2 separate regions of the Homo sapiens genome follow, and region 1 is linked to region 2. A link is an interaction called in ENCODE POLR2A ChIA-PET data of the cell type or tissue named here. Cell type or tissue: OCI-LY7. All regions are shown on one strand. Each heading gives the region's core, and the rest is flanking DNA. Links, peaks and the distances in the headings are about the cores only.

The links. ChIA-PET counts read pairs that join two places held together with the same protein. Peaks named below come from ENCODE experiments on the same cell type or tissue, not always from the same donor. Only the 100,000 strongest peaks of a DNase experiment are listed, where the experiment ranks them.
Region 1: POLR2A ChIA-PET joins it to region 2 with 11 read pairs; 2 of 35 experiments call an interaction of 5 or more read pairs at or near these places.

What each region holds. Positions count from the first base shown.
Region 1 is chr2:195,553,301-195,556,131 of GRCh38, forward strand. No RefSeq gene overlaps it. Among named protein-coding and RNA genes, the nearest start is that of LINC01827, 20 kb to the right of the region's middle. In OCI-LY7, for the core only: no CTCF peak of the experiment used is centred there; no DNase peak of the experiment used is centred there.
Region 2 is chr2:195,397,975-195,400,805 of GRCh38, forward strand. It overlaps LOC105376755 (a long non-coding RNA gene), which reads right to left and starts at 1,530. Exons shown (of 4, transcript XR_007088699.1): 1 at 1,392-1,530. In OCI-LY7, for the core only: no CTCF peak of the experiment used is centred there; no DNase peak of the experiment used is centred there.

The sequences.
Region 1 (2,831 bases), core at 179-2,678, 160 kb after region 2:
TGAGCCACTGCACCCGGCTATAACTGGTCTAATTTCAACATTGTTGTGTCACAGAGAATGAGGAGGCCTAAAGAGAGAGTGGAAGGAAAAGGCCAGTCAGTGGAGCAGTCAGAACACCTACAAGACTTATTGATTAAGCTTACCCTCATATATGGGTGTGGTTCCTGATGTACCAAAACAATTACAATAGTAACACAAAAGAGCACTGATCAAAGATCACTATAACAGATATAGTAATAATGAAAAAATTTGATGTATTGCAAGAATTACCAAAATTTGACATAGAAATGCAAAGTGAGCGTATACTGTTGGGAAAATGGTGCCTACTTCCTCCACTGAATCTTGAAACCTTCAAAGTCATTCATGAGAGTTGGAATCCAACCTCCTCCTATCCAACCAAACTCCTGTTAATGTTGATGTTCTCCTGTGAATCACTAACGCTCTAAATGGCATCTAGAATGGTGAATGCTTCCCAGAAGATTTTCAATATACTTTGCCAGAAGATTTTCAATATACTTTGCCTTGTATACTTTCAATATACTTTGCCAATATACTCAGCTCAAGGTTGCCACAAACCTCCAATTTGTAAAAAATACAAGGCACAAGCCAGGCGCGGTGGCTCACGCCTGTAATCCCAGCACTTTGGGAGGCTGAGGCAGGTGGATCATCTGAGGTCAGGAGTTCGAGACTAGCCTGGCTAACATGGTGAAACACCGTGTCTACTAAAAATACAAAAATTAGCTGGGCCTGGTGGCACAGGCCTGTAATCCCAGCTGCTTGGGAGGCTGAGGCAGTAGAATCGCTTGAACCCAGGAGGTGGAGGTTACAGTAAGCCAAGATCAAACCACTACACTACAGCGTGGGTGACAGAGCAAGATTCCGTGTCAAACAGGAAAAAAAAAAGGCACAATAAAGTGAAATGAAATAAAATGAGGTATGCCTGTATGTGGAATAAATCGTGCCTGTGTGAGTTTTGCTTTGTTTGGTGTTTGGAACTTTTTTGTTTGGTCTGAGATATTATATTTACACACTGCTATTCTGGGCCTATGGTCTCAAGAAAAATCATTGCAAACTTATTATTTACAAGTCATGATTTAGGCTGGAGAACATGAAGGAACCCCATCTCTACTAAAAATACAAAATTTAAAAAAATACGAAATACAAAAATTAGCCCGGCATGGTGGCGGGCGCTTGTAGTCCCAGCTACTCAGGAGGCTGAGGCAGAAGAATGGCATGAATCCAGGAGGCGGAGCTTGCAGTGAGCCGAGATGGGCCCACTGCACCCCAGCCTAGGCAACAGAGCGAGACTCTGTCTCAAAAAAATATTAATAATAATAATAATAATTTTCTTCTGACTACTCACCCGAATGTTTGTAATAAAAGACAAATGAGTTTAAGGATATCTGAGTACAAATAATATATAAATCACAACTTCTTTTTTTCTTTTTTGAGACAGTCTCGCTGTGTCATGCAAGCTGGAGCGTGGTGGCATGATCACAGCTCACTGCAGCCTCGACATCCTGGGCGCAAGTGATCCTCCCCATCAGCCTCCAGAGTAGCTGGGACTACAGGTGCAGGCCACCATGCCTAGCTAATTTTTGTATTTTTTGTAGAGACAGGGTTTTGCCATGTTGACCAGGCTGGTCTCGAACTCCTGACTCAAGCTATCCACCCTCCTTGGCATCCCCAAGTGCTGAGATTAGAGGCGTAAACCAGCACTTTTTGAGGCTGCAGCAGGCGGATCACCTGAGGTCGGGAGTTCGAGACCAGCCTGACCAACATGAAGAAACCCCGTCTCCACTAAAAATACAAAATTAGCGGGGCATGGTGGCATGTGCCTGTAATCCCAGCTACTGGGGAGGCTGAGGCAGGAGAATCGTTTGAACCTGGGAGGCGGAGGTTGCAGTGAGCAGAGATTGCACCATTGCACCCCAGCCTGGGAAACAAGAGCAAAACTCCGTCTCAAAAAAATAAAAATAAAAAATACAGAAGAGCGAAAACTTGTTTCATATACCTAACTCCCAAATCTTGAGACCTCATCAAGTGTCAGAAAGTAGACTACCAGGCATTCTGCATAGCCCAGAAAAGCCACTCACAGGACACTCTTGCCTAGAGTAGGCCTAAGAGGAGAATAAAACTTAACAAGAAAAATTCAATTAAATTTTTTCTTACAAGCTGAAATGCCTGAATAAGTTTCGGAATGTAAATGTTTCTTGACCTAAAACTCGTCCATCTCCCTGAGGTCTGCTGTTCTTGAAAATCATTAAGATAAAATAGTCATTCAATAGCTCTTCCTGGGATGAACCACAGCACTGTTAATATTACATCAATATCAATGTTATGATAATTAGGTAGATGAATTATTACAAATATTGCCTACTATTTATAGATGAAGTTTTTTATGTATAGACATCAGTTAATTTATACATCTAAATGTGGGAAAGAAATTATCTGATGTAAAAAAAATTAGGCATCAAGGCTTTTAAATTCAATTTCTAACCTACCACACACTGTGGCCTTGAGCAAATTACTTAACCTCCTGGTGGCTTAATTTATACATCTACAGAAGGGTAAATTACCACCTATGCTATTTACAGAGAGGATGAGGATTTACTTAACATAGTAATTAGTAGAATTCTATCATTTTGGTAAAATTCTAACTCAGCTGGAAATCTACACAGATTTAATTTATGGGAAATCTTAATACTGAAATAACTACTAATGTATTTTTTAAAGGAATTATCCAACTGTAAAATTGGCAAATGTTTCCCTTGGGCTAAACAAATGAATTTACTTTGTTGTAAACTCATCAGCTCACTGGATCAGACTAT
Region 2 (2,831 bases), core at 51-2,550:
ATTGACATCTGCAATGGATACTTCTCTGTAGACCACAGGTTTTAAATACAGAATTCTCTGGATAGGTGCCAAGATGCTTGATAAACTCAGTGTAATTTCTGCTAAACAGAGAATATTATCAATGATAATTTCTGTACTAGTGATTATTTAAATCCAAACATTTTCACAGGCACTGTCTTTTGCCTCACAAAGTGCTTTTCAAAGGCCTTTTCTTCAACAAATATTTTTACAAGACAAATCTTATCAAATAAGTCATCTCTCTTTATGAATCTTTTTAATGCTTTGCCAAACTTGAATGCTGCAAAATTATAGTCCTTCTCAGTTTCGTTCCATTCTGGCATAAAACATAAATTTATCTAATTAAAAATAGAAGCTCCATCAAAAGATTCTTCTCACAAGTCATGATACTGCAATATGCAGCTATAGAATTTCAAATTTAAATCTTATACTACATTTGAGATCATAAATTAATTTGTTCAGTTGTGTCACTGGAAAAAGTTCAATGTCATAAGGTTTTGCAGTAATTATACTTTGTTACAAGTTTCAAATGCTGAGATTTTGGAAGCTATGTTTATTACTACATTGATTAAATTTTTCAACTTAATTTGATGAAAATGCAATAAAAACTTAGCACTTGTTTAAATTTCTTTACCATTACAGTTAGACTTAAGATGATTTACAAAGAAATTCTTCAGATTTAAACATTCCTAAAATTCATTTGATAATAGACAGTAAGAAATACATGCCATCATGCCACAGTACTTTTTAAAATTAAAACTTAGCTATATCACAAAAAATGTGGTTTCCTAATTATATATTAAAATATTTGTAAATTCTTATAACTACAACTTCTACTTTGAATGGTAGAATTTCAGCTCCTATTGTATAGAATATTGCATCACAACCAATCCCAGAGTACAAGTTTTAATTTAATGAGAACATTGCTTTTACCACAACCCTGTGCTCCACCAAAATATATATGCATATTACCATGAAAAACAAATGATTTTATCAACAGTGTTAACTGTTTTAACTGGATTTTTGATAACATTCATAGTTAATGCCAGTTGCTTCAGCTTTGACAAAATGAACTTCCACGTTTTTCTTTAACTTCTATGAATTGGATGAAAATATCAAACCATTATAGGAATAAACAAACAATTTTCTATTTTAAGTATCTGATGGCAGACTATTTTAAAAATTGTTATCATTTAACTGATTGCAAAGTGCTGCTAATGGAGCTGACACATATACAATCAGTATTGTTTCATAGGTATACTAGAAAACAGAATCAAAAAGGAGCAAAACTAATATAGAAGAGTAGTTATTTGGTATAAATAAAGTGTTGTGCTTTCCACAGTGGTGTACGTAGACACATTCTGCAGACTTACCTATTAAATTGTGGTCTTCAGACATAATCTTCTTAAAATAACGATTCATTTTTGAGGCAGATGCTAATATTGTTTCAGCATGCGCTCCCCCTGCCCACCATTGGGTGGTAAATGTCCACAAATATTTTGTATTAATTATCTGTAAGAGTCAAAAATTGCACTACTTAATCTGACGTCTTAATGCACTTTTGATGTTTTGAGAGTTATTAAAAATTTAAAAGTGTTACCAAATACTAAAAATGTAAAAATAGTTTTAGATTTATAACTTATGATAAGTGACAATACCACTGTAGGGAGAGCAATCAGATCTCTAGATATTCTCTGGTGCAGGGCAGCTCAGCCTCTGTTCTCTGTACAGAGCATCTAAGCTAAAATTCCCATTTCCCTCTGACTCCAGCAATTGGTGATGCCTTCATGAATTTCACAGCATGGGCCATAGCTCAATAGGCTGTTACTTCAAGAGGCCACTTCCGACCATCACCTGAGACCAGAAGGAGTGAGCTGTCCCTAATTTCATATGCTTGTATGATCTGTTTTATCAACAAGGACCCTCCCTACCATTCTTGAATGGAAGGCATCAGATACATTGCCTCCAAAAGGGTCAGGTTATTGCTGCTTTTCAAATTTATTTATCATACACCTTAATGAGAACCCTGGTCACTGCACAAGCATCTGCAAGGGACCATGGCAAAAGCTGAAAGTACAAAACAGGATGTTCAAACCCATTCCTGCTTTCTTTGAGGTAAATATTAATAACATAGTTACTGCCTTTAAAAAACAAAAATCGAGGACAAATGATCAATCAGACAGACATGGGTACTACAGATGTAAACTGGGACTGACACTGATCTTATATGAGCTCTGTCATACATGGTTAGTAGTCTCAAGTGATGGTCCTACCAAAAAAAACACTATTCAACTCATGGAAAAAGTTTCCTCATGCATCCTACAAATGTTGTTAAGTTCCATTGTATGAGAAAAAGCTTTCTTGTTCACAGAGGTAAACATTTTGGCAAGGCCATCCAGTATGACAGTTTAAGGTTTACTGTGCCCTGAAATTTCAAAATGCCCCCAAATTCTGTATTATGAGGTGGAGATAAGTGAAGACAGTAGCAGAAACTCAGGAACTGCTACTTAGGTGTGCTGAATAACTGGTACATCAGATTTTCTTTTCGCAACACCTCTAAGTTTATAACCTAGATTTCCGGAAACATTTTAAATCAACAAGTATACTCTTGCTTAAACAATTACCATCTATCAAATTTCTTTAAGTGTTTATGTTATAAAACAAAAACATTTGTCACAAAACCCCTAATGCTAATATGTAATTTCATAAAATGTTAATTATCATCCATGATAAAACTTTTAACTCCTAACTTGATAAGAGCTTATAATGAATCTTTAACTCACATTACTTACACAGATCAAGATTCCATCGAG